Linked DNA regions of Mus musculus: region 1 is linked to region 2. The links are chromatin contacts, found by Hi-C or POLR2A ChIA-PET in ENCODE. All regions are on one chromosome and are shown on one strand. The core of a region is the stretch at or near the end of the contact, and the rest is flanking DNA. Distances in the headings are between cores, read along the strand shown. Region 1 has its middle 8.3 kb from the start of Gm35192. Region 2 overlaps Gm34992 (a long non-coding RNA gene).

Region 1 (3,352 bases), core at 596-3,095, 180 kb before region 2:
ATTCTGATGGCTCAAATGCAGTGCACACTGGGTGGAAGGCTAAGTGTGGGCACCAGGGAGCAAATGGAATTCCCAGGCAAGAGGGAAGGGGACGGAGCTTAGGAAACCTCACCTTGAGGGTGCCTCGGTCTCGGAGTTGGGGAGGCCACTTCCTAGTGATCAGAGGCCAGTTTCTGTCGCAAGGAGCTTACAGTTTAAGGCTGATGATCCCATCTGGGAGTAAATGGGGATACTGGGCTCTTTCCAGGCTGGCCATCTTTCACCCCAGCAAGACAGACAAGGTCTCCTCTCCACAAAAGGGAGGTGGCAAGCGCAGCAGTTCCTGGCTCACTGCCTCTCTGATTTGTAGTGGGGACAAAGTCAGGAGTGTCCAGAAGAATGAAGCCTGGGCATAGAGTTCTATTCATCCTGACTCTGACCTCTAAGATTCTGGTCCTTCTTGTATTCACAAAGGTAGAACTACCAGGACCCAAGTCACCCAAAGTGCCTTCAGGCTGTTTATTGCCAGCATGATCTTGTGAGTCTAAGGCTCTCAACATCTTGTGCTGTCTCTGCATCCGTTAGTCCAAGTCAGCAGTGTTGCTGTCGGTGGAACTGTCACATGAATGAGTTCCAGCAAGTAGGAGAACTCAGTGTCTCCAGCTGGGTGAGATAGAGGTGAGGCATAGTGAACTGCTCTGTGAAGCCTCTCTGAGTCTTACTATTTCATAATGGATGCTTGGAGAATTCGTTTTTCTTTCTTTTTTGTTTCTTTTATTTTTGTTTTGTTTGTGTTTTTGTTTTCATTTTTGTTGTGTTTTTTGTTTTTGTTTTGAGATTGAGGATGGGGGTTGGGGGCAGTCATTTTACATGGTAGCCCAGGCTGGCCTAGAACTTACTATATAGTCCAGGCTGGCCTTGAACACATAGCAACCCTTCTGCTTCCGGAGTGCTAGGACTGCAGGCATGGGCCATGATGCCTAGCTGCAAACATATATATTTACCTGACTAGAGAGATCACTGAACAGATTAAAGAGTCCAGAATGGACCCGGGTCCCTATGGAGAGTCAGAATGTAGTGGAAGTGACATTTCAAATGATGAAGCAGTGACCTCCAAGAAACAGCACTGGGCTGTTAAACGGCTCACAGCACACGCAGCAACACCCCAGCCAGTGGGAGAACTGGAGGTGTGCAGATACTAGGGGAAAACTGCACCCAGCACTTCTACAAGAGCCACATTCCATTGTGAGCCCAAATCCAGACATCAGGAAAGGAAAGGCTGATAAGGTTAGACTCACAAAGCCAGAACTGTGCACCATCTGAACTGTGGCCGGTTTCAAGATAAGTTGGTGAAACATGGTTGCGATGTGTGTCAGAGACAGAGCTGATTTCATTCGTGTTTCAATAATTCCTAAATGTGGAGTGGGTGACACTAACTGTCCTGTGTGTGTGTGCGTGCATGCCGTGTGTGTGTGAGTGTGAGCGCGCACGTGTGTGTTTGTAAGAAATGAGGGAGGACAAAAATAAAAACATAGGGATCTGAATCATCTACTGGGCTTCAGAAGGAGGCAGCCGAGCCAGCCAGGAGTCCTTCTCTAGAAGGTGGGAACTAGGGTAGAGCTCTGGTATAACCACACAGGCCTGGTCACACTGTGGACTCGGCAACTGGGCTCTGCATAAAATTTCCTTCACATGGGCTACCAACCCTTGTCCAGAAAGGGGTCCCAGGGAAACAGCTAGGGAAAGTCCAGAAAGGCCTAGTGCAGTAAAACTGTCAGGATGATTCCCAAGCCAAGCTCCCCCCACCCTGTGTTAACACTTCACAAAACTGTCCAGCAGAGAGCGCTCTGCAGAGCAAAGTGAGCAGGCAAGAGTCTAAGCACAAAAGACTCCACCCAGAAATGCACAGAGCTGATAAGTACTTCCCAGCAAAGTGGCAAGTTACAAAAATACACACACACACACACACACACACACACACACACACACACACACACACACACAAATCACTAGGTGTCCCATGGACCAGTGATAAACACACTGAAATAATCCCATTCACAAATTAAAATAGGATAAAGTGTCTGGGCACACAGCTAGCCAGGGGAATGAAAGGAGTCTACACTGAACTGGAGAGAGAAGTTGAGGGAGCCACATGGGAAGGCCTGGCATGCACTTGAATGGAAGGAACGGATCTTGCTGGCAGGGACCATCCTGCCAAATGCAGCCTACGGATCCAGTGCAATCCCAATCGAGTTTCCAGCTCCTTTCTTCACAGACATAGGGGGAAAAAACCTAAAATTGTATAAGGAAGCACAAAAGATCAAGGCAACCAAAGCAACCTGAACACAAAGAAGGCTGTGGAGGGTATTGCTATTCCTGAGCTTAGCTATGCTACAGAGCTATAGTGATAAAAGCGCCTTGGTGCTGGCTGACACAAAATAAAAACAGACATGTAGATCATGGGGATAGAGCTGAGGTCACGGATGTAAGCCCATGCTACTACAGCCCTGACTGTTGAAACGTATTTTATTTGTTATGTGTGTGAGTGTCTCGCCTGCATGTCTGTGTGTACACCACATGTATGCAGTGGCCATAGAGGACAGAAGAGGACATCAGATCCTCTGAACCGGGAGTCACAGATGTATCATTGTGAACTACCATGTGGCATTTGCAAATCGGACCTGGGACCCCTACAAGAGCAGTCAGTGCTCTTAACTACGAAGCTGCCTCCCCAGCCACTGCCACTTTGACAAAGAGAACCAGGGTCCTTCTTAACCAAAGAGAAGAAAAACAGGAAACAGATTAAAGAATGGGAACACACACAGTTTGATAGGAAAAATGGAGGTGAAAAGACCTAAAACCCACTAGGAACATAGACAAAGGCCTGGACAGACAGACCCTCAAAGCACACACTAGGCACAGAAGAGCAGAAACTCTGCTCCATTTGTGGAAGAAAAAAAAAAGGTAAAAAGGTAAAACTGAAATATGACATTTTCTCCACATTTCTTCAAAAGGGTGTCTGTTTAAGCTGGGTGTGTGTGACACAGGAAAAGGAAAGGCAGAAGGATCCTGGGCACTAGTTCGTCCTCAGCTCCTTAGTGAGTTCAAGGCCAGGCAGGACTATGTGAGCCCATACCTTGATCAAACCAGAAAGGAAAGTAGGAAGGTGCTTTTCCTGTGTGTAGGAGCCAGGGAAGGGGCTCCAAGATACACTCCAAGTTCCCCACAACCATGTGACGAATCAGATTCTCTCTGTCCTTAACTTCCACCCCGGTTTTCATTTGAAAACATTTTAAAAGTTGCCTTGACACTTTCCAGGTAAAATCCTGGAATGTGAGAATCAACAACACCCTCCTGTCATTGCTGCAACCAC
Region 2 (3,645 bases), core at 1,047-3,546:
CAATCACACTCCTAGCATCTCCCTCTGTGACCTACTAAGTCACCACCTGGTCCACAGATTGAGCAGCTGAGTTCCCTGCCGGGAAGGACATGGCACAGGCCTTCTACCTGAGGCTGAGCAGACAGAGAGGCCTCAGGCCACCCAGGGAATTATCCAGAAGTCAAAGAATGGCCCATGGAGTATCGGCATTGACTAGCTGAGTGGCAACCAGGGAACTGATACCCAGAGAAGGTCAGAGAGATAATAGCAGAGTGCATGCCGGGGTCATCATGGGCACTGCCAATGGAGACTAGAATAGGAATGAGTTTATTCCCAAGACCTCAGGATGCTCAGGGCAGAGGCTGAGGTCTACAGCAAGCATGCTGGAGAAAGACTCGGTGTGAGATGTGTAAAGGGTGCCACTTACTACCCTGTATCTATGCCCCTCTTTCTAGGGCACAGGGTAATAATATCTATTTCAGATTAACTCTCAGCAGGTTCCCTGTTTAATTATCCTTCACAGTGGCTGCTTCCATGCTGAGACAAGACAACACAGCTAAGGAGACTGAGAGTGGGAGAGAGGAGGGCACAAGGACAATGGGCAACTCCTATTAGACATTAGTTCAAATCCTATCCTTTGCTCAGTGTGCATTGTGTTGATGCCCATCTTGGTGCTGGGCAAGTGCAGAGGAGTGTGGATCAGGGATAGATGGCAAAGGATCAAACCCCAGCCAGGACAGTGGCAGAGGGGACACACAGATTATGTGTAAAGATAATGACAACCAAGGGTCAGTTTTTCTGAGTTCCTGCCCACAAGCTGGGTTGCTTTGGTCTCTGTGCCTCATTTTGATTCACAGGGAAGAAGCAATATTTTCAAAAGTATGCAACCAATGCTGGAAGAAGCCTGTTCTAACAGGACAGCTCCTGCTCTTCCCAGGCTGGAGTTCCCTAGCCATATAGCCAAGCCAGAATTTTCATGCTTGGACAGAGATGCTTATTGGAGGATCTAAGAAGGAACAGGCTGCCGTGCATCTAACTCATCAGACGACCCACAACTAAGAGGAAACCGAGGAAGAAGCACTTGGTACATCTTGGCTCTGAGAATGGTCCTTGTGATGTGTGAAACTTGTACCAGGCTTCCTCAGCTTCAGAGGGAACCAGGAGTCATTGGCTGATCCTCAGATCATCCAGAATTCAATCGAACATCCTTAATCTAAGCAACAATAACAACAAAAAACCCTGAAATGCTTTAAGCACAGTCATGATGTTCCATGAGTAGAAATTGCCGCAACTACCCTAGGGGGATGGGACAAAGCTAAGGAGCAGATTTACATAATAGAGAGGTTTGAATGAAAATGGACCCCATAGACTTATAGGGAGTGTCACTATTAGGTCTGGCCTTGATGGAGGAAGTGTGTCACTAGGAGGCGGATTTGGAGGTCTCAGATGCTCAAGCCAGGCCCATTGTCATTCTCTTTTCCTGCCGCCTGCCTATCCAGATGTAGAACTCTCAGCTCCCTCTCCAGCACGGTGTCTACCTGCATGCTGCCATGCTTCCCACCATGATATCAACAGACTAAATCTCTGAATCTGCAAACCAGCACCAACTAAATGTTTTTCTTTGTAAGACTTACTGTGGTCATGGTGCCTCTTCATGAAATAAAACTCTATCGAAGACACATATCATACTGAAGTAGCTTCAGGTAAATTGAAATATAAATGGCTTGTTTTTTCACCTGATCCCATCCCTAAGCTGTCTTCCTATCTATATGCAATTTTTAAAAACCTGAAAGCACTCTGGTCCTAAGCAGTCTAGATAAGAGCCCTCCAGCCTATGCTGTCTGTTATTTTCTGATATTTGGAATTCAGCAATCTCTTATTCCCATGACCTTTCTGTGGAGTGATGTGTATTTCCCAAGCAAGATAAGATGAGTGCCCTGCCCAAGAGTGGAACTCTGCAAAGGCATCGGTGTTTTCAGATGATGGAGTTTCCATGGTATTTGCAGCCAGAGCACCAGTAAGGACAACATCACTTCCTGAATAGGACTCTGGGAGAGTGCCGAGCTCCACCTTCAGCAGTTTCCTATAGTGCCCACAGGATGTACCGTGCAGCAGAGCTTATGACCTTTCTGCCCCTTGGGCTGTGAAGGGAAGCAGAGCTCCAGCTAATCTGTCCTTAATCAAATTCCTTGTAGATGAGAATGGGGCGGCAAGGTTGGCTGGGCCATGAGCTCAACGTTGGAAAGGAAATTAATGACTATACTTGATTGAGGTGCTGGCAGAGAGAGGCTTCTAATGAGGCTGCTACTCTGGGACCCCAGTGCCCTTGACATTGGGAGGGACTCACATCAAGCGCCGAGGGAAAAGGGAGTATTAGCTAGCCACTGGCTCGTGCATGCATGCTTGCACAGAGCAGCAGGTAGCTGTCAGGGCTCCTGCGCATTCATTGACAAAGAATCAGATCCCCCACCCTGCAGAATCCTGCTGTGTTCAGAGCAATAGCGATGGCTGTGGCCATTCTGAACCTTATTCTGCTTATTGTCCAAAGACAATGTCTGGCGACAGCATCACCCTTGGCCAGGCCTGTGCCACACACACACACTAAGACACAGCTCACCAGCATGTTCAGGCTTCCTGGAGTTTGAGAACAGCATTACAAACACAGAGGAGGAGCTGGGAAGCTCAATGGGTGAGGGCACTTGCTGCACAAATAGGAGGACCTTGGAACCCAAGTAAATAGCTAGGTGTGGCTGCACATACATATGTGACCCCAGAGCTGTGAGCAGCAGAGGGGCAGTGGGGTATACTGGCTGCCATCTTGGTTCCAGGTTTTGTGAGAGACCCTGTCTCAAAGGAATAAGGAAGAGAGTACAAAGCAGGACACCAACAATTCTCAGTCCTCCTCAGTGTCTGTGTTTCTGTGCACATGAACACAGGCACACACAGGTACATATAACCATAACCACACACACACACACACACACACACACACACACACACACACACACACACACACACACACACACAGAGAGAGAGAGAGAGAGAGAGAGAGAGAGAGAGAGAGAGAGAGAGAGACCACGATGACCTGGAGAGAGCCATGAGCTTCTGATCTCAGCTACTCCAAAGGCCTGAGGGAAGGGATCAGTTGTGCCCAGGAGTTCAAGTCCAGCCCAGGCAACCTAGTGAGACCCTCATCTCAAAAACCCAAAGCAAGCAAAGCCAGAAACACCTACGGGCACAAAAGAGGTGAGCCTACAAGTAGCAGCTGCCAACATGGCCATCCTCAGACCCTGGAGACACATGACCCTACTTGGGCCATTCATCGTATCTTCTCCTTTTTTCAATTTATATTTGGCACATGAGATTTTTCCTCCCAAGAATGTCTCAGTTCATTGGCATGGCCATTCTTAAACTTTTATTTTTACATGGCTCGTGTGAAATGGGTAGATATTTTTAGAAGTGTCCTCTGTTGCCACAAACGGAAGAAAGTGCTGGGCCTTAGAGGCCACTTCTGATCTTATTTTATTGCCCTCCATGTTGGTGAGAAAAATGCGCTTTGAGAAGTCCGGGGGCTCTGTGCCAGGCCTTCAGCCTGTCCATCACTGACCAAGAATGCAATACATCATTCCACTTGGACCCACAGACTCCCCTACCCATTCCTCAGCA

Evidence for each region. A loop is a pair of places that touch in the nucleus more often than their neighbours do. ChIA-PET counts read pairs that join two places held with the same protein, here RNA polymerase II (POLR2A).
Region 1: a map of heart shows a loop between it and region 2 (2.6-fold over the local background). The contact joins two enhancer-like sites. A Hi-C loop is called at or near these places in 3 of 37 maps with a recorded cell type or tissue (Patski and heart). POLR2A ChIA-PET finds 5 or more read pairs at or near these places in 1 of 5 experiments (Patski).

Annotation. Positions count from the first base shown.
Region 1 is chr1:90,589,469-90,592,820 of GRCm38, reverse strand. No RefSeq gene overlaps it. Among named protein-coding and RNA genes, the nearest start is that of Gm35192, 8.3 kb to the right of the region's middle. Within about 2 kb of position 1,845, at least 1 of the 3 ENCODE cell types and tissues checked has a DNase peak (open chromatin) inside an H3K27ac peak, as active enhancers do; it is heart, where a contact is called at or near this core.
Region 2 is chr1:90,411,367-90,415,011 of GRCm38, reverse strand. All of the region lies in intron 3 of Gm34992 (a long non-coding RNA gene), which reads right to left. Among named protein-coding and RNA genes, the nearest start is that of Gm34992, 75 kb to the right of the region's middle. Within about 2 kb of position 2,296, at least 1 of the 3 ENCODE cell types and tissues checked has a DNase peak (open chromatin) inside an H3K27ac peak, as active enhancers do; it is heart, where a contact is called at or near this core.